Linked DNA regions of Mus musculus: region 2 is linked to region 1. The links are chromatin loops, found by intact Hi-C in ENCODE. Cell type or tissue: left cerebral cortex. All regions are shown on one strand. Links, peaks and the distances in the headings refer to the core of each region. The heading gives the core; the rest is flanking DNA. Region 1 has its middle 150 kb from the start of Gm25987. Region 2 holds the start of Gm49415 (a long non-coding RNA gene).

What was found. Hi-C counts contacts between places; a loop is a spot of excess contacts. Peaks named below come from ENCODE experiments on the same cell type or tissue, not always from the same donor. Only the 100,000 strongest peaks of a DNase experiment are listed, where the experiment ranks them.
Region 2: it touches region 1 in a loop (7-fold over the local background); 2 of 42 quality-filtered maps call a loop at or near these places.

The regions. Positions count from the first base shown.
Region 1 is chr15:68,511,000-68,527,230 of GRCm38, forward strand. No RefSeq gene overlaps it. Among named protein-coding and RNA genes, the nearest start is that of Gm25987, 150 kb to the right of the region's middle. In left cerebral cortex, for the core only: no CTCF peak of the experiment used is centred there; DNase peaks (open chromatin) are centred at 7,842, 8,705, 8,932 and 9,636; H3K27ac peaks cover 2,420 bases.
Region 2 is chr15:68,744,360-68,760,590 of GRCm38, forward strand. Gm49415 (a long non-coding RNA gene) reads left to right here and starts at 10,927. Exons shown (of 3, transcript XR_003951645.1): 1 at 10,927-11,560; 2 at 12,282-12,394; 3 at 15,694-16,231. In left cerebral cortex, for the core only: no CTCF peak of the experiment used is centred there; DNase peaks (open chromatin) are centred at 10,268 and 10,672; H3K27ac peaks cover 2,167 bases.

The DNA of each region.
Region 1 (16,231 bases), core at 7,164-9,663:
ACTTTCATAAAAAGTATGGAAGGTAGATACCCATACTAACACTAACACATCAATCAGGATTCTTTCTGGAATAAATATGCAGGCTGACTTAAAGATAAACAAATGTCCAACTACTATGGTTTAAATGTATGATGTCCCCCATAAGATCATTAATAAAATGCTAGTCACAAGACTAGGGATCTATTTTTGGTGGTTCTGGAAACATAGGCAGTAGAGCTGAGGTGGAGGCAGTAGTTCACAAGAACTAGGACCTTGGAGACTGGAGATGTATTATTTAGTAGTGCCTCCTGTCTTGAGCCCTGCATCCTAGATGGTCACAAAGGGCACATCTCTCCTCCACTGCATGTTCTTGACACAATAATGTCCTGTCCAAATTTATGGGGCAAGAGAAATAGTGAGGCAAAAGAAATCCTGCCCGAGTTCTTTCTGTCAAGTGACTTGTCAGAGAGATGACAAAAGGAACTAATTGATAACATAAAATCATGTCAAAAATTTAAGATGGCATCAAAACAAACTCTAAAACCCAAGCCTAAAGCAACATATAGAAAAGAATAACTACTACTAAAAGAAATTTCATTATTTAGAAAAGAATGAAAAGGAGAAGGATAGTGAGACATGAGGGAATACACTCAAAGGGCATAATATACTTGCATAAAAATGACCTTGTGTAGCTCTGTATAATAATAATAACCAACAATGGCCATAAAGAGCCGCTACTCTTTTCTCATTAGTCTGCTCTGGATTGACAAAGGAATGTCTCTGAGTTTGGGGCTTCTGACTCTCCCATGATATCTGTCAAGCTACCCTCCTGGAAAGACTTAGACATCTAGCTATTTCTGAGCTATGTGGAACACCTTTGAAAGGGCCACATGAGTAGATGATGGGAAAGGAACTTGGTACTTGCTCCTCCTGGTCCCCTCCTTTCATTGGTCACAAGTTACCTGGCAGGAAGAGTTAATATTCTCATCTTCCTTGCTCATCATAAACTGCCACAATAATAGTCTGTAGCCTGAAGCCTGGTGGGCCTATGTGTGAAGCCAGTGAGGGTAAGGAAGCCATGTTTCTAGTGCTGTAGTGATCACAGGTTCTGCATATAATTGGAAGCCATGGTGCAAGACATTGGGCCAGGTGTTGCTGGGTCATGCTAAGTCACATAGGAAACACTATGAGGGAGTCTAATGTGCCTTTAAGGACTCCATTGAACAGAAATACATAAGCTTGGTATGGCAAGAAGAATTGGTATAAGTTATAGGCAATAAATGACTTTTCAGTTTACTTGCTTTATGACTTTGACTACAATTCTAAGCCTCTCTGTGCACTGGATTTCTCATGAATGAAACAAGAGTGATCACTAGGTGTGCCCTTGCAGAATTTCTAGTTAAGCTCTCCTGAGCTTTATGTAGGTATAAAACTTATCTCTCTTAGTACTTTCTCTGTCCCTTGTTTTGCATATCTTTGGAGTAAAGTAAGCTAGAGATTCAGGCTAACCAGGAAAGAGTTAACAAAGGGTAATGGCCATCCAAGGTCATGGGCAGTTTTCCTTCTGCTGGAATTGTAATAGTCCAGGTTAAATATAGCCATGGAAGACTTCCATCTAATGCTGGTCAACTGCAAATATTTAGCACATCCTGGAGTGGAAGAAAATTGTCACCAATCACCAGCCGTCACCAGCAGCAACTCTAAAGAAAGCTGAGGGCAAAATTCAGTGGTGTCAACATTCTCCGTTGGCACCTGTAATGACCAAGGCTTGCCTGGAGCTCCAGCTGACTGTGTGTTTAAAGGTGACTGTTTATGAGGCTGGTGGGTCTTTCAGAGTCTTTCATCCTTTGATTTTTCGCTAAACTAGGATTCCAGAGAAAATTTTGGGTAAGCAATTATTTAAAGCAACATACACACACACACAACAAAACGAAACAAAACCCTAAAGTCATTGTCTGAATATAAAGTACTCACCCCTCACCAGCCACACATTTTTATATGTATCTCTCTTGCCTTCACAACACCTTATGAAGTGAGCTCTAATTTGTCCTCATTTTAGATAAGGCTCTTGAAGGTCACAGAGATTGAAATCCCAGCTAACATTGACACACTCAGATTACAGAATACAAGCTTTTGATCATGTTTTGAGTCTATGTTTGGCTCTAATCTTGGAAGAGGGAGAGGAAACATTGTACGATCCGGAGGGTATGGAGATATCTAGCAAAATGTTTTCTTGTGGATATGATCTGACCACTGTACCCATGATCTCAGTACAGTTGTGGATCTCTATGCAAGACCTACACGAGATTTATTCCAATATGGGGGAGGAGCTATCAAGTCCCACTTCCCTCTGGGAGATTATTGGCTTTTTTTGTTTGCTTGCTTCTGTTTTGTTTTATTTTGTTGTTGTTGCTGGGCAAAGAGATACCGTTTTCTTCATTGGTGTAGACAAGTATGGGTTTCTCATGCTTCAGTAAATAACCTTCGCCTCACATTTGTGCAAGCAATTCTAATTAAACTCAGTAGGTCACATGCAGGAAGGAGACACGAAAGAAGGTGGGAGACTGGCTAAGAAGTAGAAGGATCTCAACAGGAGAGAGCGGAGGATGAGGAGAGTAAGGGGTAAAAAGGACTAAAATTCATTATTTACAAGTATGGAATTGTTAAAGAACAAAAAGGGGGGACCCCCCCCTTGACTCTGAGACAATTTATCAATGGAATATTATGCCTGTGATGTAGGCTGCTAAGCTCTTGGGAGCAAAGGAGGGAGTGATTAGGCTTTAGCCAACAAGGTTCTTGGCAAACAGAGATATCTGGCCACTCAAGAAGCACAGGTAAGTCCACAGAAAGCCAGAGGAGTCAGACTTGATCTTTTTTTCTCCTTTTCATACATCATCTGGAGTTAGACATAGGTCATCATGATCTGCCTCTTACCCAAATTGTGATTGTCATATATGTGAAGAATGGATGTAAACTGTAAAGCATTGTGATAGTGATATTTATTAGCCTTAATGACATACTGAGCACAGTCACAGCACTTTCTCATATGTTATCTCATTTAATCTTTGTGACAATAAACCACCTGTTATTCTTACCTCATTTTTCAGATAATGAAACCAAGGCCAGGACAAAATAAGTGGGTAAAGGGGGTAGTAGCACCAGTCTAAGCACAGGATTTTCTGTGAGAATATGTGGTGTGTAGACTGTATAATTGTTCCTTGTTGCCTGAGGCCGTCGGGGCTTACTATAAAGCAGAGAACTTATTAGATGTTGGATCTTCCATGGCCAATCTAGGACCTAATTCCATGGAGCCTCATTTCCCTGCTGTGACTTGTTTCCACCAACATGCCACTGTCCATTTCTTATTTCCTGGGAGCTGTCATGCATGAGCCTGAGGGATGGCTTTGGGGTCACAGCATCATCAGGAGGCTTCTGGCATTGGTGTGAACAGCTGTAGGGTTCATGCTGGGGAAGTAGCCCTAGATTTTTGGACAGGGCCATTGGGATTAGAAGGTTGTCCACAGTTCTGATCCCTCACTTACAATGCTTGTGGGCTTGCAACTCATGCTTCTTCCCTGAGCCTAAGACTCGGGATGATTTACCTTCACACATTTTAGGCCATAGCTGTAAAAACTATATATGAACTTTGACTTCATAATTCTTTTTCTGAGAGTTAACCTGAAGGGGATAGTCTAGGTGGTTTTCTTTGAGGGAAGACAGGGTTGGAGAATGAAGGAAGCAGAAACCTTCTGTAGAGGGCCCTGGTGTAGTAGAGAGGGGGCCCTGGTCTCACATAATGCATGACTAAAGGTCACTCAACTACTAATGACACCCATGAGACCCTGGGTACATGGCTTCCTTTTCCAGAGATGATCTACTTGCATTTAAAATGGAGATGAAGATGCCTTTTTGCAAGTTCATTCTGGGTTTGGTGAACAATGAAAAAGAGAAAACATAATATTGATGTTCCATGGTGGAACTTGTGGCTCTAGCTATATATGTAGCAGAGGATGGCCTAGTAGGTCATCAATGGGAGGAGATGCCCTTGGTCCTGTGAAGGTTCTATGCCCCAGTATGGGGGAATGCCAGGACCAGGAATGGGAGTGGGTGGGTTGGTGTGAGCAGGGGGAGGGGGGAGGGGATAGGGGATTTTTGGAGGGGAAACTAGGAAAGGGTATAACATTTGAAATGTAAATAAAGAAAATATCTAATAAAAAAAAAGAGAAAACATAACAAAGAAAGTAGGGTAAGGTTGAAGAAAAGAGGGAATAAATTACCAGAACCTAGGGATCCAGAGTCACTGAAGTAAAGCCGTGGATTAGGATACTGCCTCCTGCTGGTCGGCACAGCTGAGAAAGCGTCATCACTAACATGGTTTCTCATATCCTTGACTCTGGAGAGTTGGCCACATGATATATAAGAATGCCCCAGGCCCCCAACTAAATGCCCATTGGCACTGCATTGTCTCCTATATTTTGACCTGAGTCAGATGTACTTGTGACCACTGTTTTATTTGTAATGGACTTGGTTTCTGTGTCTTGGAGCTGGGGCGGACACAGCAAGATAGCTGGGAGGGTTCCTGGAGTCCGTTTGTGGTTGTTTCCATAGAGGAGCTCCCCACGGATGCCAGGTTGAAAAGCTGGCCTCAGCCTACCTTGGGAGTCTAGGAAGCAAGGCTGTAATTCTTTGTGCTGCAGCTCCTATTGACGGGTACCCAGGCTGTGTCAGCCTGGGTGTTAAACAAGCATCCATTCTCCTTTGTTGGAAGTCATATTTATATCACCCTCCTTGCATAAGTGGAAAATAGTGGTGCAAGAAAGTTAAATGATATGTTTAAGACTACATGCCCCATGGGTGACAGACCTGGTGCTCCAACCCAGACTTTCTAAGTCTTTTGCCTGCCTTATTTAAGCACTAATCTAGTGAAAGAGGGAGAAAGAGCTTCATTGATTGTAAATCTTCTGAGTTTCTCACTTTCTCCAGGAAGAATGAACCAACTGTACCTGCATAATTCACTGTTCCAATGACATGGCTGAATATTGTCCTCTTATCCAGGCTCTGAAAATACAGAACAACCTTATGTCAGCTCCCTGTGAAAATTGCCTTTCAGTGGAAGAACTCATGGGTGGTAGGAAAAGCCACTGTTGTCTGGTTTTATTTAGAAAATACCTATAGCTCTCTTCTAAGCTCCTTCTCTATCTTTACATACCTATTGAGCACCTACTATGTTCCAGAAAAATGGTAGAAGATGTGTGCTGCCTTACAATGACTCCTTAACAAAAATAAACCATGCCTTTTGAAAGCAGGAGAATCAGTGAACTTAGTTTCTTGTCTTAGGTCACACAGCTGTGTCTGGGAAAGCTGTGACTACACCTAAGTCCGACTGGTGACTGTGGCACCTTCAATCTGGTTTCTAGCTTTACCTGTGATTCCATTTGCTGTGTATCCTTGGGTGCAACATTTTGCTTCTTGGTCCTTAATTATCCATCTCTTCTCTAAAATGGTATAACTTGGTCAGATGGTCTTCAAGGTCTTCTGAGTTGGGTGCCTGTGGCAATAAGTCTTTGATGTAACAAAGTATAGGTGCCTCAAAGATTTCAGATACAAAGATGCCAGAGGCCTTCTTTTAAAGCTAGCCTGTGCTGTCCTCTTCCAGAAGTGAAGGAAGTTAATACCGTTCATGTGAAGAGGCCTGAGGCCTGCATGGTGCTCAGAGTCTCCCCCTTTCTTTTAGATCAACCTATGTTTGGAGTTCAGGCAACTACCTGACAACTGAGATGGAGAGAGAACAACCAACCTCCAGGCAACCAGGAGGCTGGCTTTATGCAACTGATTTGTGGATCCTTAAATTACCCAACTTTGGGGTTGTTGCGACCTAACATGAACCATGAGTCTAATTAGAACTAATTAAGGAGGCAGCTCTATGTCTTGAAGAACCAAACTTAGGAAGTTTTAAAATCAAGCTGTTGACACCCCTTCGGCATTCTTACCATTACCATGGATAATGAGGGGAAGAGAGGGCATTTTTACCATGAGCAGGTGTCAGGAGGTTTGCCTACGGATGATTTTTGCGGGTTTCATCAAATCTGTTGTTTTTCTTAAAGTAGAATTGTCTTAACTTAAACCCAGCTCCAACGTTGATCCTAGTATGGTGTGGGATTGAAGCTGTGTGTGATGATGTGAGTTAAGGGGACAACAGCTGCTAAGGAATAGACTAATTGCACATGATGATCCCAATTCTTGCAATTCTTGCCCTCTCACAACTTAGATCTTGCTACTCTTCAATATTCACGATTCTCTTCTCTCACTTCATGAATGTGACTGAAATGATATTGGTTGATTCTAAACCTTTTGCATCAAGAAACCATACACACTTCCATTGTGTCTTCTGGATTCCAGTCACTTCCAAGTCAGCCATACTGGGTTGACTCTGTAGAGTCTGAGAGACTTGCATGAATTATGGAATATCTGAGGCCCAAGCTGAAGGATCCCAACGTGATCCTGAGCGTTCTGGCAACGGTGAGGAAGGGAGCATATGGGAATTACCGATGGACAGTAATTGTGTTTATTATTTTTATTTAATTTTTACACTATTCATTTGAAGCAAGTGTTGTCTTTACTTTATAGAGACAGATACTGAAGCAAAGAGCCTAAAAATAATCAGAGAAGGCTCCACATCTATGCATGTAGGCATTCTGTGAGTGACCTAGTTCCAAAGACTGGCCCAATGCCTCTCTAAAAGACACCTAACTAGATATGGCTCTCTACCCCGAATATCTCCAAGATAAAAAATAAAAGGGAGATAGTGAGGGGAAAACAATATCATTCTTATATCCATCCTGCAAACAAACAAGGGGAGCTGTCTGACTTCTATTTGTGAGACCAGGACCCCTGAAACTGACAGATCAAGTATGGCAAGATGTTCTCACTTGTCACTGTTCATGAACTTGTCACGGGGATAAACTTGTCCACCATATAAAATTATAATCAAATAAAGTTCTGGTCAGATAAACATGAGAATTCCTAGAACAATAGCATCCAATCTCAATTTGGTCTTTTTCCTTGAATGGGGGTGTGTGTGCGGGTAGAGGGACGGGTCCTATTGGAACACACAGCCCGCTTGAGGTAGGGCTGGGATTTACCATAGGTCGGCCTAACCTTAGTTTCAATCTTTCTATCCATGCAGCTTGTCTAGTACAATAGTTGCCCTGGGGTTGCAAAGCCATCTTGCTTACTTCCTCTAGTCTTTTTTTTTTTTTTTTTCAGTTGTCAACTTAAGGAACAGAATGTTAGAAAAGATATTTCAGAAAAGTTGCTTCTGAATTTTAAGATGGTGCTGGAAGGTCTTGGAAAATGGCTTGACTGTTGAGGCGTTTGGGTGATCTCAGTAATAGGCCATCTGTAGGATCAGAACTCCCACATGACTTTGGAAATTTAGTCTGTTTTATGCATTTCCCTTTTTTCTGCTTCCATTTTTCCAGAACCTTATACCCAGTTTTCCAGAACCTTCTGTCACAATTATGTAGAGCTGGAGGTAAGAGTGGGTGGACTAGAGTATTTATCCTCAGGTGTTGTCCTAAATTTATTCTCACCTGTACTTCCTACTCTCCAATAATATCCCTGAGTGGAGGGGAAGGCAAATAGCATTAAGGAATCTTTTGTGTGAGTACAGACTCTAGGGAGGCATTATTCATAGCTAAGCTAACATTGGGATTTTCATCTAAACAGAACTTTCTTAGAAACTGAAAGAGAACACTCCTACATACTATTCAAGAACAGCAAGTATAACTAAGACTGTTTGGGATGGAGCAGGGAGTATGATCAGAATATTCCTGGTGGGCTTCCATGGGGCCAGATCTAAGAGAAGCTGTCATGGAGTGGATGCATCTTTAGTTTGTGGCCAGTTCTCCTGGGGCAGACTGGAATGGGATTAGGACTTGAGTCATGCACAGTGCCTACACAGATACGTAAGAGATCCCTTATGGGTTTGTTGGTGCCTTTGTATGAAAAAATGGCTGACATGATAAATGCCTATGTTAAGAGGTGTTGTCAAGAATAGTTGATAATCACTCTGGAGGTACAGGCAAGTATAACTCTGTAAGTTCAAGGCCAGTCTGGTTTTCATAAGGAGTCCCATGCTAGCCAAGGCAACATAGTGAGACCCTGTCTTAAAAAAAAGCACCAAATGAAGACGAGGTGCAGTACCTGAAAGAAGACTCTGTGAATGTGTTTCCACATGCTCAGGAGCACAGCCATATTTTCTCCAGCACTGCTGTAGCCTCTCCTCAAAATCCTTTGCCATTTTCCATTTGTGTAGGAACGCATCAAATTAAAATACACACTGGATCACACTCTTCCCAACAGGGAAGAGTTCTTACTTTTTTTTGGCCTTAATAATAACCATATACATCTGAAAACCCATTCCTAAAGTTTACAACAGCACTCTAAACCCTTTCATTTTGATTACTTAATAGCTATGTGTCTTTCAAAAAGTTATTTAATCCTTTATTTTTCAATTTTCTCACAACAGTGATAATAGTGGCACCTCCCTCCCCTGAGTTCAGGCGAGGATTTAAGGATTAATCCTTGTAACTCACACACTTGGCCTGGTGTCCAGCATGACACTCCAGAATTGCCAGATTTGGAGGCTGGAGTTAAATTTATTTCTTCTTGAGAAGGCTCTTATCTCCTAGTTTCTTGGACCTTTTAGGAAGTCTTCAGATATCTTCGGGGTTGCCAATTTCAGAAGGATCATTCTGCACTGTGTGTATATACTTGGATGTTATATTGTATTCACCACTGTGGAAAGACATTTCTTCTGAGGATGTCACAAGAACTGACCAGATGAGTATATCACCTATTCTGGGGCCTGACATTTTTTTGAAGCATCACATTTGCCAATAACTAAAAATGAGTTAAGGAAGGATTATGTGCACTCGTGCTCCAGGGATGTTTTTGTCACTAACAATTTGGGTGTATGTGATTATTTCAGCACCAAGTGTAAGCAGAGGATACACTGAGCTACTTAATTACCCTTGAAGGACTAAGGAGGTCAGAGGAGGGCATATGTAACTAAGTCCATTGAGCTTTCTGGATGGAGGCCAAATCCAATACATGATGCCCTCTTCCTTCTCCCATGGAGGTGGCAGGGGCTGGTCACTCAGGAAACACTGTGATTCACAAGGTGGTTAGCCTACAGAGCCAGGAACCATACTTTTCCTATTTCTCTCCCCTGCCCCCATTTCATTGTGTGACTTTTGAGAAAAGTCTGCCTTGTAAATGGAGGAGCAGAGAACAGGATAACAGCCTCACTTTTTTTTTCTTTTTTCCTTTTCTTGCCTAAAAATGTGGGGTTAAATCAAAGTGAGGCTGATAGGGTCTTCCTGCTCTAACATACCTTAGTAGCAGTCTTCAGTTCTTCATCATGAAAAGGTGTAAATTTCCAAGTCATGGTCCATGATGGCTTCCTAAAGCCAAGATAACCTACAGCAGTCTAAATAGTAGAGACAGAATGGGTTACAACTAGAAAAACCATTAGTTGACCCTGAGCCTAATGGTTGACTCACAAAATAGTATGAAAGTGAATGAATAGGTCCTGATTTAAACCACTAAGTTTCAGGATGTTTTGTTCTGTAAAAAAAAACACCTGATACATCAGACGTTCAGAACATACACTGCATTCTTGCATATGTCCACTATGTGTACACACACACACGCACACACGCACACACGTACGCACACACACACACACACACACACACACACACACACACACACACACAATTTTTAAACTATTCATTTTCTTGGAACTTTATAAATTACTTAGTGCTTGGCACAAGAACTTATTCTTCTGTTCTTGACTTGTTCCTACTAAATTCAAACCATATGGTATACAAGAACAGATAAATGCCCAAAAAGTCTTTTGAGCCTCTTTGGAAGCTTAAAAAAAATCTTACCCAAGTCTTCTGCAAGGAAGTCGTGCTTGGCCAAGAAGAAGGGAACCTGAACAGCTTGAGTTCTGCTTAACTCTTCCTGTGAATGGAAAACATGTCTATACTTAGGATAATTTCTTGTCTAGATTTGAATTAATAAGATGGCCTTTGCTTGACATCCTATTGGTCTGCATAGGATTTAGGAACTGGAAGAAGCTTCGGATTTTATATAGTACAATTCTATCAGCTAATATACGGAAGAATCCCAGGCTTCTAGATCAGAGATGAACACTTACAGTGGCCTTATTTGAGTTTCTCTGGACAAGGCTTTCTAGATTTCTGAGGCTCAAGGGCGCGCACGTGTGTGTGTGTGTGTGTGTGTGTGTGTGTGAGGGTAATGCCTGTAGGACATGACAGAATGAGTGTTGGCATCCTGTTCACAGTACAGAAGTCTCTGGTATCACATGTTTCTTTTTTTGGGGGGGGGGAAGGGATGTGGTTTGGATGTTCAGCATGTGCCTGACATAGTGAAGATATGCTGTAGGTTATGTGGCCAACTCTCAGCCGTAGGAGCTTGCACAGCTCTTAGAAATCACTGGATCAGTTTTCCATTTCCATTATTTCTGTCTAATGTTCTTTATAAGGTAGACAGAGACTTATTTCAAATGCAATTAAAAACACAGAGGTAAACAAGACCTAATGTTTGATGGGGAGGCATTCATGGTCTACAAGGGCAGACAGACACATGAATAAATGAATAAAAAGGACCCTTGATAGTGGTATTGCATCTGAAATCTTGACAGCGAGAAAATAGTGCTCACTTGAGACTTGGTTAGCGCCTCTGCTTAGCATATGTAGTTGTTCCCTTCCTGGCATTGAGACATCACTGAAGACTGAGATTTTGAGCCTGGCAGAGGCTTCCATAGGTTGGGAAGCCATGAAGAGTGGAATGAGGAGTTCAAAGGAAATCAAGAAGGTCATGATGGCTCCCAAATCTCTGTTTCCACACTGAACTCTAATTCTGCTTTGAAATGATGTAAAGAAGTACTGTTTTATTTATTTTTTATTCATTACCCATTCACCATCTGAGTTTTCTAAGCTCTGATTCCTTTATTTCTATAGTACCAATTAGTAACTGGGTTATTATATCCATCCTTTAGCAGTATGATCACTAAATTACTATTTATAGTAACTTATCACACTTGTCCCAGTGTCCAGCATGGCACTCCAGAAATGCCAGATTTGGAGTTAAATATTTTTCTTTTGAGAGAGCTCTCATCTCCTAGTTTCTAGGAGCTTTTATGAAAAGCTAAGTTCTCTCAGTCTTATATGTGATGTTTTTAATACACACACACACACACACACACACACCACCACCACCACCACCACCACCACCACCACCACCACCACCACCACCACCACCACCAAGGCTCAGGGAACAACATGGAATATGGGACAGCATGGGCAGAAGAACTAGAAGATGTTTAGGAATGCTATGAAATGCTATCTCCTGGCCTTGGTATGTACAAATTAATGGCAACTGTGTTTTACCTCACAAGATCAAGCTGTCAACATTCCAGCATGGATAGAGAGAGTGATCCTCAGCTCCCATCCTCCCTGAGGGGCTGTTGACAGAGAGATGACAGATAGGGAAGATAATTTTTCTTTAGTGGTATAACTACTGGAAAATTGTCCATGTACCAGTAAGTATCCATACCCATGCTCCCATAATCAACCCAGTAGGTCATAAAAAAGTGTTGATAGCAGGAGGGGAATTCTGGGAAAGAAGAGGGATGCTAGAGGGAGTAAGAGGGGATAGTTGACATAATAGAGGTGAAGGTATTTGGATGCATTTTATACAGATATATGAAATTGCTACAAAATAAATTTAAAAGGCAAAGCTGTGCACAGAGATAAAAATTGTCAGCAGTGTGAAGAGACTGTCTACAGAATGGGAGAAAAATCATTAACAACCTATATATCAGACAGGAGATTCGTGTCTAGAATATGTGAAGAACTTTGAAAATTAAACATCAAAGAAATGAACCATCCAATTAACAAATGGGCTAATGAATGGCATAGACAGCAGCTAAAATAAGAAGCACAAATAGGCCATAAACACTTGAAAAAGCGTTCAGTATCTTGAGCCAGCAGAAAAGTACAAATTAAAACTACTTTAAAATTCTGTCTCACCTCGTCAGAATGGCTATCCTTTAGAAAACAAACAGTAACAAATTCTGGAGCAGATGTGGGAAAGAGGAGCTGTTATTCACTGTTGCTGCTGTCCCAAACAGGTACAGCCAGTATAGAAGTCAGTGTAGATGCTACTCCAAAACACTAAAATTGGACGACTCTCAGTCAAGTGCAAGAGATACTTGAACTTCCCTGTTTATTGCTGCACTAAGAAAGCTAAGCAAACTAGGTGTCTAACAACAGATAAATGAGTAAGGAGGAGATGAGCTATATATACAATGGTGTTTTCTTTAGCCATTAGGAAAAATGCGATCGTGGTATCTACAGGAGAATGTATGGAACTGATGACCATTGTTAAATGAAATAAGCCAAACTAAGAAATGGAAATACTATTTATTTTCTATCGTATGAGGAATCTGAATGTGTGTGTGTGTACATGTGTATACACGTGCATGCATGAATGCATGTGTGCTTACATCATGAAAACAGGAAAGGGATCACTTAGTGGAAGACAAAATTGTCAGAAATGGGGAAGGGAGGGAAAACAGAAAGCAGAAATGGAGTGCAAAAGGCAGAGCAATGCAGTAACTGGGAGAGAAAGGAGATTACCAATAGTGATGCCTGCCGGGGGATGCAGGAAGCCAGAGTGGGAGAGAGATGAATAAGAAAAGTGTGCAACGATGTGTATCTATGAAAATGCCATCAGATTCCCCTCCCCTGCCTCTATGAAGGCATTCCCCCCCCCCCACACTCCCACCTTACTGCCCTATGCCGGGGCATCGATCCTCCACAGGACCATTGATGCTAGATAAGGCAATCCTCTGCTACATATCCAGCTGGAGCCATGGGTCCCTCTTTGGTTGGTGATTTAGTTCCTGGGAGCTCTGGGGGGGGGCAGTTAGTTGATATTGTTGTTCTTACTAAAGGGTTGTAATCCTGTTCAGCTCCTTCATTCCTTTCCCCTAAGTCTTCCCTTGGGGTCCCCATGCTCAGTGGGATGGTTGACTGTGAGAATCCTCATCTGTATTGGTAAGGCTCTGGCAAAGCTTCTCAGGGGACAGCTATACTAGGTTCTTGTCAGCAAGCACTTCTTGCATCAGCAATAGTGTCTGGATTTGGTGTCTGCTGATGGGATGTATCCCTAGGTGGGGCAGTCTCTGGATGGCCTATCCTTCAGTCTCTGCTCCACTCTTTTTTTTCTTAATTTATGTTTTTAAATTCATTTTACATTTGACTTGCAGATTCCCTTCTTCTTCTCTTCCCAGGCCTGACCTTTCAAACCCTTCCTCCCATTATCCCTCCCTTTCTCTGCAGAGAAGGGGAAGCCCCTTGGTACCCCCCTTGGGTACCACCTCTAAAAATAATTTTAAAATGTTCATTGCATGAAACTTTACATGATTCTTGACCTGCTTTATATTCATGCATAGTTAGAGATATTCAAAGCAATGTTTGTTAAGTAAATAAATGAAAAAGTTGATGTCTCCCATAGTACTCTCTGCTTCTGCTCATTTTCTGAGTGTCACCAACATAACTCCCTGTGTTTCTCCTCTCTCGCTTAGAGGCTCACGGCAGACAAAGGATGGTTATACTGAAACAGTCTCCAGTTAAAAAGACCTGGTTCTTCTGTGACCTGTCCCTAATAGAGTAATTTCTAGTAAACCATTTGTGTACCAAGGTATGCAGGTGATACCTCTGTGAAATGGCCATGGGTATTCAGGTTGACTCATGGAGTCTTCTTATAGTGGACCCTCCAGAATTCAAAGGTTTGATAGGCTTGTATTTTGGGTCACAGGCCTTTTTTCTTCTGTCTCTGGTGAGGGTGGAGACTCATGTTCCTCTGTTTAGAGGCAGATGAGGGCAAGAGAGTAGTAGTAGGAGCCAGAAGGAGGCTGAGAGGCTAGTTATCAGCAGTCTCACTTGCAAATAGCAGTGTCATCAAGGACTTGACCCCAACAGTTTTGCTTTCAGAGGCTTGAACAAGAACAACAAAGAATGTGATGATGTCTTCAAATACCTATGTATACACACACACACCTGATACATGAAGTCAAAACACAAAACACCGTTTACAAGAAGACTAGTCCTTTTCAGTGAGAAAAGGAATGTTCTTTATGTAGAATGTTGTGGCGTGTTATAGCATGTGGAGTGCTCTGAGGGTCTAAATCCATTTGGAGCTCTCTCCCTCCAATGTGGTGACTCTTAATCTAAATCTAGGTTTTTTTTTTTTTAATCAGTTTCTAGAATTCCTTAGGTGTCCCTTGCCTTAGCTCTCATACTCCATAAGCAGAGGATTTGGCTCCTAAACCCAAAGTTTCCTGGCTCGAGAGCATGATCTCTGATTAAGTCATTGCATTACTCCTCCAGAGACAAGAATAGTTCCCCCCACCCCACGATGTCAGCACCTCATTACAGGGTTAGGCATGCTCAGCCCCAAAGCCTTCTTTTCCATTTTCTATGCTGAACATCATGCTTAAATATTGCAAATCAGAGAACCATTTATAAACATTTTCTCATGTGCCTCATAGATTCTTTACTTATTTTCACCTTTTATCCATTTAACTCTTGGAGAACGTATCAATGGAGACAATTCTGGATGTAAGTAAGAGAAGACTGAGCCCTGTTGAGCGTTTTCATCACTTAACTGAAAAGCACAGGCACAGGTCTCCCTAAATAGCTCAGTGATGTCACCGAGTGACACTTCTAGTCCTCCACTCTGCCTTAGTGGCTTCTACTTCATCCTAATGTTGGTCCTCTTCATAGGCCAGCAATGATGACTTTTGCTCTTATTTGTTCAGCCTTCTGGGTTTTTTTTTCTACTTCTATTCTCCATGAAAGCTAAATTGTTATTATCTAGACTTTTGAGGAGAACCCACATAGTCAAACTGTCCTGACTTAGGTGAAAGGCTCACTTAGGACAATGGAATGTCCTTACTGAGTTAGCTAGCCTAATCTTCCATATCTGTAGGGCAACCTAGCTTCTCAGAAACTGTCAAGAAATATAAGGGGGAAAACTAGATGCTTCGGAGGTCATGAAAAAGTTTCTAGTGCAGTTGTTAGACCACTTCTTCAGCTGTAAGAACTTGGGTGGAGTGTGGAGTGTGGAGAAAAGAGCTTTCTACCTCCCTTCTCTATCCCCATCACTTTCTGCCCTTGTATTTTGCACTACAGAACTGACAGGGGTTAACAACACAGTGATGTTAAATACTAAGGGAGCCAGCTATCTGGACCTCACTTCAGCTGAGAGATTCTGACTCTCTACTGATGGCTAATCAATCTTTTTAGTTTCTTTTGAGATATGTCTTAATATGTGATCCCAGGCTGGCATTGAACTCATTTGTCTTAATGGTAAGCATTACTAACTTGATTAGATTTAGAGGTACTTGAGAAATTAGTAACATATATTTCTGGGTACGTCCATGGGGGACATTTCCAAAAAATCAGATCGGATTTGGAGTCCACTCAGAGATTCAGAATCGGAATGGACTCATGGGAAGTGGTCGACTGTGGAGGTCAGGGCCTGCGCAGAAGAAAAGGTGTGATGTTATGTCCTGCTCACAGGCCTAGAAAGATTGGAGCCAGTTGTACTGGTTAGGTTTTTCAACTAGGAACGAGATAGGCCTAAACCACAGAAAGACCCAACAAAGAGAGAGAACTTCAGACCAATTTCTCTTATGAATATGCAAAAATCCTCAATAAAATTCTCGCTCACCGAATCCAAGAACATATTAAAGCAATCATCCATCCTGACCAAGAAGGTTTTATTCCAGGGATGCAGGGATGGTTTAATATACGAAAATCCATCAATGTAATCCATTATATAAACAAACTCAAAGACAAAAACCACATCATCATCTCTTTAGATGCAGAAAAAGCATTTGACAAGGTCCAACATCCATTCCTGATAAAAGTTTTGGAAAGATCAGGAATTCAAGGCCCATACCTAAACATGATAAAAGCAATCTACAGCAAACCAGTAGCCAACATCAAAGTAAATGGAGAGAAGCTGGAAGCAATCCCACTAAAATCAGGGACTAGACAAGGCTGCCCACTTTCTCCCTACCTTTTCAACATAGTACTTGAAGTATTAGCCAGAGCAATTTGACAACAAAAGGAGATCAAGGGGATAC
Region 2 (16,231 bases), core at 8,961-11,460, 240 kb after region 1:
CACACACACACACACACACACACACACACACACACACACACACATGGGTTATATACACATTCAAACCTTGTGCCTAATGTTAGGCCTCCATTAGGAAAACAGTATAGGCAAATCAAGGAGCAGGCTTTAAATGTGATTTTATTTTCTCACCAATTTCCCAAGTATATTTGACCATTTCTTTGCATACATGTGTCCTTCTTAGTGCCAGCTGTAAAACTGAAGTTGGAATAATGTAGAATATGGTAGACCTGTGACCCAGACTCCTACACTTGGACTCTTGTTATGTAGAAAGAAATTATTATTTACTAAAAAGTCTTAATACCAGGCTCAGAAGAACAATGAGAATCTTCTCAACATTTTACACTAAAGAATGACACTAGAGTTGACCCTGGGTATCTGAATCAACAATAGCAAACCCTGATTCCAGTTTCAGCAAGCATCCTTAAGTGAGAAGGCTTCTGTCACCACAGCTTCCTCTCACTAGTACCACCTCCACACAGTTCTTTCCAGTTGTGTAAATAAAACCCTCTAATAGTTGTGTAGGATATCCTGTGAGCCATGTATCTATCCCAGGGTATTTGTACCTGAAGGTCAATTGTAGCCTAAAGTCCTTGATGTGATGAATGAACTTCTGATGAAAAAGAATCTATTATGAAGACAAACTCGTAAGTGCTGACAGGTATCTTAATAACCAAATGCTGGCTGCTTACAAGCAAACACATTTTTAATTAGACTTCCTTGGAGATCACCTTCTCTGTGATGTCCCAAGGAAGGGTCTTGTCTGGCATCCTTGTGTGAAGGGCACTTCATAACTTTAGGTACTAATTATCCTCTGAGGAAAGAGGACAAAGACCTCAACCAGCAGCTGCTTGCACAATATAGGTCAACTCCCTAGAGTTTGTATTTTGTTATTTCAATTTCTTCAAACTCATTATCAGGAGGAACCTTTGAACTCTTGATTTACCAGGCCCCAAATGAGCCTATTCAGTAAACTTTTCAGAGCCTCCCTCTCCAAGGGCAAGAGAGAGATGACAACAAACCATGTTAACGGGAAGAATAACTCAGAACAACAAAAAAAAGATGCTTATGCAGAAAAGCATGTGGGGCTTAATGGCAATGTAGTGATGTAGGACTTCCGGGTCTGTGTTCATTCAGAGATGATGCAACTAACCCTCAAGAGACTGGAGGCCCCAGGGAGTTTGGAGGTTAGGTGGGGTGGGGCTGGGGAGGAGGTTGAGATGTGGAGCAGACAGGGTGTGTGTGTGGGGGGCAGGGAATAGAATATGGATTGTAAAAATTAAATTAAAAATAAAATTAAATTAGAAAAAAAAAGAAACTAGCAACCACATTTTTGCTTGCTTCCATGGGTCAGGAGTTTAGAGGCAGTTAAGTAGAATATTTCATCCATGTCTCACATGATGTCAGTGCAGGCAGCTTGGGTTGAAAAACATAAAATGGATTCACTCATTTATTTTTAGGAGTATAATACTTGCTGTTAGTTGAAAGCCTCACTTCATCTCTGGTTTGTCTCTCTCTTAGTCTGTTTTCTGTTGATATAACAACAACAAAAAAGTATGAGATCAATATTTATAGAGAAAAGAGATTTATTTAGCTCACTGTTTTGAAGGCTAAAAGTTCACAAGACGGCAGTATATCTAGCAAGAGCCTTTATACAGTCATTGCAACATTGCTAAGCATCACATTGTTGGAACACATGCAAAAGTGGTGTGTATAGAAGAGAAGCACAGCTACTTGGTGAAAGAGGAAACAAGAATGAACAGAGAAAGCCAAATGATGCTATAGTCATCTCTCACAGCCTTCAGTTTAATCCTGTAGGACCTAATGCACTCCCAGGACTTGTGCATTGTTCTGCCTCCAGGGTGGTACTCACAAGCCCCAGACTTCTTTCTCTAAGCCCCACCTCCATGATGATCTACATAGATTGTCAACATGACAGGATCAAGAATCACCCAGCAGACAAACCTCTGGGCATGTCTGTGAGAACGTTTTTAGATTTAGGGTTTTTTGAGGCAGGAAAACCCATGAAAGCATGGGTGGCATTATTCTATGGACTATTTAATGAAAATAGCAATCACATTTTTGCTTGCTTCTATGGGTCAGGGGTTTAGATGCAGTTAAGAAGAAAAAGAAGAAAGTGATCAAAATACCAGCTGTCATCTCTCTGCTTTCTGACTGGACAAAATGTGACCAGCTGCTTCATGTTCCTGTCACTATGTCCTTCTAGCCATAATGGTCTGCACTCTGTCATTGTGAGACAAAATAAACACCTGTTTCCTCAAGTTCCATTGGTCAGACAATGTGTTACAGCAGCAGAACTATAACTAACACCGTCTCTAAAAATTTTACCACCTCTCATTGCCATTTTGCTGGAACTCAGTCTGCACACAGACCATTGAGGGTTAAACTATAACAAGTATCCATTAACCGGGAATCTAGAGATCAAAGTTTCTCCCAAAGATGTGCATTATTTTTGAAAAGTCTATCTGTAGTCTCTCTGTAACACTCTACAGAAGAATTGGAAAAGTTGAAGATGCCAATTACAGGGGAAGGAAAAGGAGTCTGATCTACCTAGTGGGGACTGATGAGTTACCTCTTAGGTTTCTTCTGCAACTTTTGGGTGAAGGAACTTGTATTCTTATAAGATAAACACATTGGGCAGTTTCATCAATTTTCTTTCTTTGGCATAAGCTAGAGTAGACGTCTTGGTGTGCCTCAGTATGAGATTTCATCTAACTTCTCCCTAGTACACAGCATTAAAGAATGTAAACCATATGTCAATTATAAGCCCATCCTTCAAACGTACTGGCCACATGCAATGTCTCTAGTTTATCTCATTACCCACCTGACTGCAGACTTTAACAGCTGTTCCATTCCCCCCTGAAGACTCCACTCGTACCAAACCATTAGTGAACAATGTGGGCTGACAGTTATGCAATGGAGAAAACTTACAAAGCACAATCCTCAGCAAAATTAAGAAAAAAATATCCCTTGTTACACATTTCTCTTTCCTAATTCTGTTCTCTACAGGTTCTCTGGGAGAATTTTTCCCTCTTTGATTTCTTCCCATTACACCCAGGGCCCTCTCTCTTTTCTATCAGGCAGTTCCAGATATTCCAAATTCATCTTGTCCTTTCTATTCAGAGTAATCCATCCCCTCCTTCCTAAACACTTAACATGTCTTGGTAACATCTAATCTGTTTTTAAAAACCTAGCCTTTGAAAGTTACAAGGAAGAACAAAGGTGAAGGCTCTGATTTGGTTCTATACACCTTTTCTACTACATTATCTTCATGACTGAGACAAAACATGACATGAACATAGAAATTGGCTCAGGTTTCAATTCTTGTGACTTGTTTGTGTGCTTAGCTATTGTACAGGCCTCCACTAAAAGCCCTGGTGCATTTTTATTGTACAGTCATTAGTAGATGGTGGCCAATGTATGTGCCTGCATCTAACATTTCGGTACATGTAAACAGACACACATAAATATAATAACCAGTAGATGAATGTCAGTATAAATAAATAAATGGTAAAATAGAAAATCAGAGAAATTTCTTTAGACTTACATTTAAGAACTCCCATAAACTTGGGTCATTTACATTAAGAAGGATTCCTTCTCTTGCCAAGCTCTTGATTTTATCCTGTCTTCTTCTTGATTCCAACAGAATCTGTTCTAAGAATACATTATTGTAAAATGTCAACAGGAGTAAGTCCAGAATTCAAAGACCTTTGAATATCTTTGCAAAGATAGCAGAATGGATTGAGTATGGGGAACTAGCTTACTGGAGTTCAGAGGCAGATTAAGCCCTAAATGTTCATAGTGGGCCACACTATCCAGACATGACTTCCAGGCTTCAGGCAGAGAAGAGCCTCTTTAGGCTTCAAATATTATGGAGGAAAAGTGGTTTAATAATGAGTTTGGGCAAGTCTAAGTGGTTCAAGGAACTCCACATAAAACCAGAGACTCTGAAACTTATAGAGGAGAAAGTGGGAAAAAGCCTCGAAGATATGGGCACAGGGGAATAATTCCTTAACAGAACAACCAATGCTTTGTGCTATAAGATCTAGAATTGACAAATGGGACCTCATAAAATTGCAAAGCTTCTTTAAGGCAAAAGACACTGTCAATAAGACAAAAAGGCCACCAACACATTGGGAAAGAATTTTCAGCAATCCTAAATCTGATAGGGGACTAATTTCCAATATATACAAAGAACTCAATAAGGTGGACTCCAGAAAATCAAATAACCCCATTAAAAAATGGTGCTCAGAGCTAAACAAAGAATTCTCACCCGAGGAATACCAAGTAGCTGAGAAGCACCTGAAAAAATGTTCAACATCCTTAATCATCAGGGAAATGCAAATCAAAACAACCCTGAGATTCCACCTCACACCAGTCAGAGTGGCTAAGATCAAAAATTCAGATGAAGCAGGTGCTTCAGAGGATGTGGAGAAAGAGGAACACTCCTTCATTGTTGGTGGGATTTCAAGCTTGTACAATCCCTCTGGAAATCAGTCTGGAAGTTCCTCAGAAAACTGGACATAGGACTAGAGGAGGATCCAGCAATATCTCTCCTTGGCATATATCCAGAAGATGTTCCAACTGGTAATAAGAACACATGCTCCACTAAGTTCATAGCAGCCTTATTTATAATAGCCAGAAGCTGGAAAGAACCCAGATGTCCCTCAACAGAGAAATGGATACAGAAAATGTGGTACATTTACACAACGGAGTACTACTCAGCTATTAAAAAGAATGAATTTATGAAATTCTTAGGCAAATGGATAGATCTGGAGGGTATCATCCTGAGTGAGGTAACCCAATCACAAAAGAATTCACATCATATGCACTCACTGATTAGTGGATATTAGCCCAGAAACATAGAATACCCAAGATAAAATCTGCAAAACACATGAAACTCAAGAAGAAGGAAGACCAAAGTGTGGATACTTTGTCCCTCCTTAGAATGGGGAACAAAATACCCATGGAAGGAGTTACAGAGACAAAGTTTGGAGCTGAGACCAAAGGATGGACCATCCAGAGGCTGCCCCACCCAGGGATCCATCCCATAATCAGCCATCAAAAGCAGACACTATTGCATATGACAGCAAGATTTTGCTGAAAGGACCCTAACATAGCTGTCTCTTTTGAGGCTATGCCAGTGCCTGCCAAAGACAGAAGTGGATGATCATTGTCATCTATTGGATGGAACACAGGTCCCCCCAATGGAGGAGCTAGAGAAAGTACCCAAGGAGCTGAAGGGGTCTGCAACCTGATAGGTGGAACAACAATATGAACTAACCAGTACCCCCAGTCTCTAGCTGCATATGTAGCAGAAGATGGTGTAGTCTGCCATCATTGGGAAGAGAGACCCCTTGGTCTTGCAAACTTTATATGACCTAGTACAGGGGAACACTAGGGCCAAGAAGTAGGAGTGGGTGGGTAAAGGAGCAGGGTGGGGTGAGGGTATAGGGGACTTTCGGGATAGCATTTGAAATGTAAATGAAGAAAATATCTAATAAAAAATTGAAAAAAAAACCTAAGGGGGGAATATAATGAGTTGTGGCTTAAATACAAGTTGAGGACATGGGGGAAATTGCCTTTCAGAATTCAGAGTGCTGAAAGAAAAGAGAAATGGACACTGAAGCACCACCAAGTTATATCATTTAGAACCAGAGATGAAATCCAACATTATACAGAAGCCAGGCCCTCAAAGTGAATGTCTAAGCGAACCTCAGATGGAGGCTCAAGAGTGTCTATCTGGTGAACAGTAGCAATGAAATAACCGTTGCCTTAATCAGTAGCTGGGAAAGTGTGTTGGGTGCCAAGGATCATGGCTAAGTAAGACCTACTAATTCTCTTCATGCCCATTTATTGCTGTGTATGGTCTCTAATGCTTCTAATGCAAGGGCCCAACTTTACTTCTACCCCAAGTTCTTTCCTGGCTCCTAAGCTAGGACCACAGAGAGAAGGGGAGTGAGGATCAGAATCCACAGGACTCCCAAGTCAGGGTGGGTTTTGTGCTCCTTTATAGGCTGCCTTGATAACACAGATCCTTCTCTGCTACCCTTCTTTCAAACTGATATTTCTCTTGCTATCATAGTCCCTCTGTGTCTAATTATTACTCACAAAATCCCTAAGGTCAGATCCTTCAACTCTTGTTTGGTCTGACGAAAAGTAGTGGATTTGCACACTCAGTTCTTGGCCACTGAAATCTACCTACACAATTTCAAACACATGTCTGTGCTCAAGACTTCAGAGGTGTTAGAGAAAGAATGCCCATGACTCTTCCCAGGATCCCACTCTGTCTTTAGGTAAAAACAAAACAAAACAACAACAGCAAACCCAACAAACAAACAAATAAACAAACAGGCAGACAGACAGACAGACAGACAGACAGACAGACAGACAGACAAAAACAAAACTAGAAATCATTGATTGAAAAGACCACTACTGTTTTTTAAAATATCTTCTAACACTTTCCAAGTGTTTATGTATTTAATAGCAAAATAATAATGCCCAATATTTATTGAGCATTTAATACTTTACAGTGTGTTGAATTCACTAAAATAATGATCTATTTTATCATAATATTAGCCAATGAATTACAAAATGTTGAACCAGTTTTATAAGAGACTAATGAGTAGATTGTTCTAATCTTGACTAGTATACAGTCTGAGATAATGCAGAATCTTATATGCTGAAGCTATATCATGAATTAACAGAATTAATGAGTAAAGCATAATAATTTTAAAAGATAAAGTGGATGACTCTACTTTAGTTTCCAAGTAAGGAAAATTACTAAGCACAATAGAGAATCAGTTGAGAGAGTGTGACACCCTTGGAGGAGAGAAGACAGCAATGAATATAGAAAATACATTTAATTTGCCTAGCCTGGTAATGTCACATATACATAGTCTACACTTTATGATAGGCAAGAAGTATTAACTGAGGCTATAGAAAGCTGAAATTTAGAATAGAACCTAAATCCTTAATAAGAAATAGAATAGAAAAATGCAATTATGAAGGTAGGAATTAAAAAGGAAGTACTTCTTCAAACAGTGCTCTATGGGGGCGGAATCCAACCCTTCAGTGCAGGTGAATTTGGAAAATGGACTCCATAATGCAAGTTCAGAAATCTCAGCTCAGTATATTAGTATAAAACATGATTCTTGTGTTATAGCATCCCTGCAGCCCTTGATGAGAGACAAAACAAAGTGCTTAGAAGCACAGATTTACTCCTCAAATGCATACATTTCCCACAAGACAAAATTAGCTTTCTCAGAAGATGAATTAACCAAAAGCACGTACAAATTACATGAGCAATGGCTTACCACAGGAGAATTTCAATGATCATGGTTAACAGGGGACCCAACACTTCCAAGACACTGAGACAACAGAACAGTCCAAAGGGACTACACAAAAGGAATATTCTAAAACTATTAATTAAATGAACAAAAAAGCAGTAACCATAAAGAGACAATAAGACATTTTAAAGAAAGCTGTATTACTTTACAGAAAAAGAAACTTGAATGACTAGACAGTAAGAATTGAGTTCCTGAATTTAAGAATCTACCATGTTAGTCAAATATCAAGCTAGACACAGCTGAAGAAGATGACTAGAGAGCTGGAAGATAAATCTGAAGAATATAATAGTCAATGAGTCAAAAGATAAAAGTCTATGAGGGAAAAATAAGAATATCTGCTGAACAGAGCTAGAAAATCCAGAATTTCACCAGTATGTAAGATTTGTAAAAGTAGGAAGATTGCGCAAAGGCAGTACTAAAAGATGTGGATATGGGCTTTGCAAAAAGGATTAGACATATTATCAGGATGTGAATCCTCAGCAGTAGATGAGTTGAGCTTCTCAAGATAAAATAGAAAGTCAAAAGGGGGGGGGGGGAGCCAGATTCAGATGCACTCATCCTGAGTGTCAAATTCTCCATTGTAACCAGCACATCAGTGCCTCCATACTGCAAATGCATCTTCGGCATCCTCTTTAAGGGCTCAGATCATGACTAACCCAGAAAGCCCTTAGAGCTATAAAACCCCTCTGAGATACTATGTCACCCAAACCCAGTTCCAGTCATGAGGCTGTCAACACAGCATTTCTTGAAATATGTTTTATAAAAAGCAGTTTTACCACGTGGTGCTCTTTGCAGAGTGATAGTGATATTTTACTGGTGAGATGTGTTGGGTTCTGTGGTCAAGTATGTTTGAAAACAATGTGTATGATACATCTTTTCCCTGAGTTAGTAAATATCAGCACATTAAACTCAATGACTGGTCCTGATGATGATCTCTGACCCACTTCCTCCTAAAAACTGAGGAGATGTGAATACAGGAATACATCTTCTAGATAGTTCCTTTGCTATGGAGTGCAGTACCCTCTGAGGCATTCCTCTCTGTTTTCCATATAGCTGTTATTAACAGAGTAAATTTCTATATGAGAAGGAACTCTTTCATATCCTTTGTATGGCTAATGATTATGGGTCATAAGGATGAAATACCAACACCTTAGCCCAGTCAAGTTCTATTAAAGTAACAACAGACCCAAGATCACTGTGATTTCCAATAAGAAACATTTTGTTGTTGTTGTTGCTTATTTATGTCTGCTCCTGATGACCTGAGCCTCTGCTTTTGCTCTTCGGTGGGAGGTCCATGGTGATACAAATGCTTTACTTTGGTCTAGTGGAGTAAGTGGGAGGGAGGAACCATAAGGTGATCAGGATAAGAAGCTTCCAAGGACAGGGAAGCCAATATGTGAGAATTATAGTATCATCAACTACATTGTCAACTCTGTCTGAACTACTTGGATATGCCAAGTAAGTGCTCTGTTGCATTGCTTTTCCCAGCTTCTTTTTTATTATTCTGTAGACTTATTTTCGGTTTCTTGGAATCTTCCATTTTGTATGGAATTCCAGACGAGGGTGATGAGGGTAATGATGATGGTCATACTGGTGATAATGATGACAGTAATGATGATTGTGAAGATGGTAATAATGAACTGAATGGTGATATTAGTGCTGATTGTTTTGATGTTATTGGGTATGACAATGATGATGATAGTGATGATAGCAATGAGAGTAATGATAATAAACACAGCTGAAGATAAGAAGCCTGTGGCTTTACTCTGTCCTTTACCTGAACCATCTCTTAGAATCCTCACAACCGGCCTGGCATTGGGCATTCATTGTGTTCCTTGTACAAATTGGGAAACCGAGGCTCAGTAAGCTTATTTAACTTAGCCAGATTCATATAACTTAGACAAAGCAGAGGTGATCTTACCATAAAATTCGCTCCTTCACCTCTGATGCATACTGCCTTCCTAAGCAGCAATGACCCTGGACATGCCAGAGAAGCTGAAGATGAGCTGACACAGTTGTCCTCTTAAGAACATATGCTGTGGGATATTAATGTCCAAAACAGAGATCGATATTCTGTGATTGCAATGTGTGAATCAGAATATGTTGGCACATCTTTCACAAGTGCTTGTCCTCTAAGCACCTAGAGGGCCATTTGTACATTTAATGTACATTAAAACCATCTGCACGCTCCTGATGTACTAATCAACAGAATAATTTATGAACATGATGTGGCTCACAGATGGAGAAGTGCTTGACTTTATATCTCCTCCGACTTTTCGTGATCACCTGAAGCACCGTGTCAAGAAGACTCCTGAAATGTCTTCAAGGAGAAGTATAGTCAAAGAAATGCCGGGTGAAAGGAAGGAAGGAGGAAGGTGTGGATATGTGTACCAAGCATTTGCTATCTCTGTTTAAGGAGAGTTAGTCATATGCTCCTAGGAGAAGATCATCTTTACATTAGTATTTAATATTATTAAAGGTGGAAGGAGAAATGAACCCAAATCTAGCATCTTCCTGTGACACAGAGCTTCACCTCTCACAGCACAGTACAGACGAGAAGGAGTGCTCTTTCCCTATCATTTGCATGGCTGTGACTGCAGGACCTGACAGAGATAGTGTAAGGGAGGGGTGGTTTGCTTGTGCTGTGGTTTCAAAGGGCTTCATTCATTATGGTGGTGGGGAAGGCATGGTGGAGCAGGTGAGCTCAGTGCAGTGGAAATCTGTGTCAAGACTTGCTCACATAGCTCCAGACCAGGAAGCAGAGAGTGCAGCAGAAGTTGGGGGCCAAGGAAATCTTCGAAGGCTCTCTCTCAATGACCTGCTTCCACAAGCTGCTACATGGTTCCTAAAACTTTCACAATCTCCCCAAATAGCACCACTGGCTGGGAAGAAACCTTAAAAACATGAGCCTGGAAGTGTGTTTCATATTCAAATTTAAGCAACAGACAAGAAGCTCATAGTTGTCAACTAACTTTCCAAGACCCATACTAGCAAGGGTTAGACATGGCATGTAGCTTTTTTTTTTTTTTAAATTATTTTTTACTAAATGACAGCACACCACTTCCTAAAATCCTCAGACTTCAACAAAATGTCTACTGGAATGTGTGATGATTCCAGGATTCCCAACACTTTTCTCATCTTTCCTCCTTGCTGGCTGAAAACGCACCCCTTTCAGAACACAAGTGACTCTGAGGAAACACACTCTGTTAGACCAGATCGTGCCTCCCAAAGGTGGCAGGTTTGCATCACGACTTTACATAAATGCTCTTGGCACTGGCAGTGGGCGTCAGGCAGGAGGATGGCTCTGCCACAAGACAAATATAGAGCTGCCATCCTTAAAACTCTAGCAAGAGACTAACCCTCAAGGGAGATGCCATGCAATAAATAATTTTTTGCCACAACACATTGCTTCCCTTTGCATAAATTTAACACCCCATTCTCTGTACAATATGTGATCTTCCTGCTAACTCTCCACAGACATAAATAGCTTTGGCAAGATGTGATAAAGGAGAAGTGGCAGAATGGAAGGGAGACAGGACACACTGAAGACCTTGACCTTGATGCTGGCTTTTCCTCAGAGAATATTATTTCCTGAATATTAAGACTATTCAGAAAGTGATGACAATGCAGCAAATACCAGTCTGATGGAATCCCCAGAGCATGATGTAATTTCTAATTTTAGACTCTAGAATGTCAGTTCCCTATTTGCTCTACAAGGTGCTGCCTGGCTGCATGCTTGCTCCCTCCTTTCCATTGCAGTAGCTAACATATTCCTCACCTTAGGTATGAAGCCTCGGCACCAGAATCAAAAGCCAATCTTGCCTCCAAGGAAAGGACTCTGAGAAGGCTTAACAAGACTAAGACCTGTCAACTATTTATTTTTCCTCAAGTCTATATACCACTTCAGGTTGTTCTGGAATTTTTGATGCACATATGTAAAATTAATAGATGTATTTCTGGAGTATAGACTGTTAGATATTTCAAATCTACTTAAGTCATTTTTCCTGTAGTTTTTGTTTCAAACATGTGTCTCAAACATGGCCTTTGGGCAATAGAGAATCTTTAATTTAAAATAGTATGGCATGTGCCCGTTGCTCTACATAGCTTATGTAACTTTGGCATTCAGTCTGAAGAGAATGCCTCTCTCCTGTGGATAGAAGACACCTGGTTAGGTAAGTTCATCTTCTTAGTGCTTCAACATTGCCATAATTCAGTACCACAATCTGCTTGTGTTGTCTTCTTCTGATCCTTGTCATTCTGAGAGTGCCATTTACTGTAACCCATCTTCCTGTATCTACAGATTTCAGTGTGACCACACAATCTGTAGATTCCATTCCTGGAAATTGGGCATCAGAAGGAATTCCAAGGGGCAGGGAAATGTCAATTCTATGCATGTAGTTTGATCACTAAGGTGCAAGAAAAATGAAATTTCACACGCATAAAATTTGGCCATGTCAGGGCAGGGGGAGGGTATAGGGGACTCTTGGAATAGCATTTGAAATGTAAATGAAGAAAATATCTAATAAAAAAAAGTTGGCCATGGATTTTCAAATTTCAGGTGACAAAGTCACTACTTTGAATAGAAACTAAAAAACTACAGGCCCAGATAAAAACCAAGAGCAAAATGATTCCAGAAGGAGTTAAGTCAAGGACAGTAAGTGGCACGATGTGCTGTGGCGTATATACTGTCTCACTGTCAACAGCCTCCCCTGACCTGGTAGCCAATGTCTGTGTCTACACTGGCAGTTCCTAGTTGAGGTTATTCACACTGGCCAACTGGAGGAAACAGGGCACTTCTGTTTCAACTGCTTCATTTCTAGGATTGACTTGGATTTTCCCGGTTTATGTACATGGGCCTATAATTAATCCTAACAGCTTTCACTAATGTTGCAGGTACCATTTGGTTATGGGCAACCCAAGGAGATGGATTAATGGACTAACAAAGTAGAACTAAACGCCAGCTATCATCTTTCCAGACCATCCTTTTGCTGCCTAATACAGCAATGGTGAGTAGTTGTGCCGAGTATCACACCTGTCTGGTATGTTACATGCCTTAAATAGACTTGGAACTTAATATTTTATAAACACTTATTCCAAAGTTCTGAGTTCTGATGTGGCATTACATTGCCACCCACTAGAGTCCTTGTGGGCATCAAAGGTCAATTATATTGCTTGTATGCTATCATTAACTCAATGGCATAATCATAAGAGCCTAAGCCACTGGGTGAGAACATAAGGAGTTAAACTCCAGCTGTATTCCTATGACTACTGCTTCTTGTCACTCAGCCCCTGAGATGTATTACCATGCCTTACTACCTAATGACCATTTACTGCCCTAATACCTTAGCTCTGCTATAACTTTGTTCTCTCTGAATATTGAATCTATATATTTTAACTGAGAACCAGTACTGGAGGACTGTGGCACTCTGGCCTTCCTGTAGAATGAAGACAGTCTGCTGGGTTAGAATAACTCAGTTACTAACCATCTTCACTGCTTTCAAGCCACATCAACATGTCAATAATCAACTATTCCAAATACTTCCATCCCAGCTTACTCTTGCCTGGATGCACTCAGTTGCCGTGAATACCAGTGCTGTTTTTCTAATGCAAACATGCAGAGGCCCTCTCTGCTACCTAGGGTTTGCTAGAGAAAGAAAATGGATTGAAAGGATATTCATTGTAAAGGGGATTTATTACACTGGCTCAAGAAATATCTTGAAACTGGGTAGTCCAACATTGGCTGTCTTCACACCAGAGAGCCTGAGAGTCCACTAGCTACTCATTCCATTCAGTTGGATGACTCAACAGTCGCAAACTGGTGCTGATGGCCTGGGGTGGGGGGATTCGTTATAATCTTGCCCTTTTTGATCCCAGATCCAATCAAGTTGAAAATCAAGATTAACCATCACATCATGCTTCTCTTCACTCTCATCTAGCCAGCCACTCAGTTCTGTTAGCTCATCTCCCCATAGCTTTCCAGCAGAACCTACTTCTGTCTCTCTTTATGGTCAGCATGTTGGCCTAAGCAACGAGCATCTTCCACCCTGACTCCACCCTGTTTCCAATCTTTCCCTCTACTATTTTTTGCACAACAAAGCCAGAGTAAGCTTTTCAAACCTATGTGGAGTTTACAAACTGGAATGCACTGAGCTCTAAGTGTTTTCTCTTTGTCTTAGCCTCTTTCTACTTTCCTCACTGTTAGTTTTTAACATTTGTTTTTAGCTATATGTGCACATGTGTAAGTATGGGAATGTGAGTGTGGGTGCCCACTGAGGTCAAAAGCATCCAGTCCCCTTGCAGCTAGAGTTATGCATTGGGAAGTGAATTCTCACTCTGTGAGCTTTTGGGAAGACCCATCTTAATTCATAGAGCTTGAAAGAGTTAAAATTCCTAGAATGTATCACAACTGCAAAAATATCCATTGCCTGTGTTCATTGTCTGCATTAGTACTTATTTATGTCTACCCTTCCAGGGAGATTAATTCTATAAAGTGAACACTGTGTGAAGTTTTTCCTGTTTCCCTCAAACCTAGTTCCCCCTTGAATTTAAGGCCCAATAAATATTTAATGAGTTAATTTATGAATGAATGCCACAATACATTCAAGCGGTTACTAAGGTCTACCTAAATATTCATTATTCTGGAATGTCTCAAAGGAGAACCTGTGAGACAGGCTGGAGCAGACAGAGCTTCAAATTCTGTCTAGGAAATCCCTTGTTTCTATCTCTCATTGTCTTCATGTTAAACACTCCTTGCTGCTCAGTGTTTTCCTGTGAATGGAGAAGTCACAGAAGCTCACTATGATGCTTATAAACCTGTCACCAGGGGGGGTCACTGGCCATTATCCTGTGTTCACTAAGATGCTTCGCTTCCATTTCATTTTCCATCCTTTTCTCCTCCACACAGAGTGAGGGAAACATTTCATTGTCTTGACTTATCATCATCTGAAAAAAATTAAACTAATAAATTAGGGTATAGTTTTAGGTCTTATAAAAAGATTTGCTAAAGGGATTCCTTGAAACATGGTGCTCTCTAAGGACATTTAAAATTGGATTTGATTTACAAAAATTTGATTTGCACATAACTACTGAGGAATGTATTGATTGCTTTAAGTGAGCTGCACGAAGACATAACTACCTTTAATCTTTTATAACAAAAGTGGCAATTAAAAATGCTTCTGCTAAGCAATTTTGAAATTGAGGGTCGATCTCTTTGTTGTTTTTCTCTTACCCAGAAGACTCCCCCCATTTCTTCAACCCTTCTCCCTCCTAATTAAAGAAAGGAAAGTTTGTATTCTTGGTAGAATATACTTTCTGATAGAATCCCATGTTCTTCTTATGAATGCTATAAGAGCCAAGTTTGAAGTTTAAGTTCATTTGGTTCCTCTCAGTTAATGCAGTTTCTTTTAATCTCACTTCTCAGAGGAACCATTAGAGGATTCATTTGTTGGTTATTAAAAAGCAGTCAATTACCATGTTTGCTGGACTTGTGTTCCCTGACTATACTGTCATTTTTATCTTTGCCCTGAAAGCCTGCCTTTGTTTGGGGCCTGTTTGTTTGTGTCGGTTAGCCTGTGGTGTGAAATGCCTAATAAGGAATACTGACAGTACTTTGCTCCATCTCTAGATTGAATTTCTTTATAGATCAACGTCTGTAATTTATTTCCCAACTGATCCTGATCAATACAGCTTGGCTCAGCTTAAGGGTAGAGGAACTAACCATGGTGCTGATGGGGGCTCAAAGCACTGCCTTCATAAAGACCCTCTTTGATAGTAACCTGTCAAATTGACCCACAGCCTGTCCCAGAGTCTGGGGCTGAGCTGTGTCCATGTCCCAAAGCTGTCATTGTCTTGTTCTCTTTGATTTTGTAAAGCCAGAGGCCAGAAAGGCTTTTACAGAACCAGCATGAGTGAGGATATACGCATTATGCATACTGGGATATATGAGCACAGAATAGGTTCTACTGCAAACTGGCTGTTGGATTTCAGTAAGTGAAGAGACCATTTTGTTTTACCTTCTGTATTTTAAGAAAGTTGGGCTTGTTGATTCCTTGGGCTCTACTGCTTTTGACTTGCTCAGGTTTCTGCATGAAGGCCTTGTTTTTCAGCTCAATGGTCAACATCCGGGGTAAAATTCATGCTTTTAAATCATGAAAACAGTGAAAATGCTCTATTCTGAGCATTCCCAACTAGATTTTTCCAAGTTCCTGGGTTTTGGTTCCTTGGCCTAGGCCCATTGTTTTTCTCTGGCTCTAATTTCTTTTCTGTAAAATGATGACATACAATTCTGTTATTTGTCCATTAACAGGCAGCAGTATTGACAGAGGTCACCAATGTGAGTAGCACTGTGGAAGCTAAAGTAGACTGTGAAGAGGATAATGTTAATCAAACAGATGCTGCATTGCCAGAGGGCAGAGGCATACATGTCACCCTGGAGCCTCATCTATCTGGCATTCTCTTGTTCTTCATTCTTCTGTCTTCTCTGCTGCAGCTGTGGTTCATACTGGGAGAGAAATTATGGCTTGTTTACAAACTATCTAAGTGGAGAGACTCTTTACTCTGAGCAGTGACGCTGATCCTTCAGGGGTATACAGATTTACCTAGCTAGCCTGTTAACCTAACCTCGATGAAAACACAAATACCCAGTGGCCAGCCAATCAGATCTCTGCCTATCACATCAAGAGCACTTTGTTTACAGTATCTCCAGGGACTAGAATAAGTCATGTGGATAAGCTGACCTCATACCCTTTTAGGTTAGCAGGGACATTCACATACTATTCAGTAAGGACATAACATGAGGCAGGTTGGTGCTATTAATTTTATTCCTTCAATGTTGTCTCTGTAAG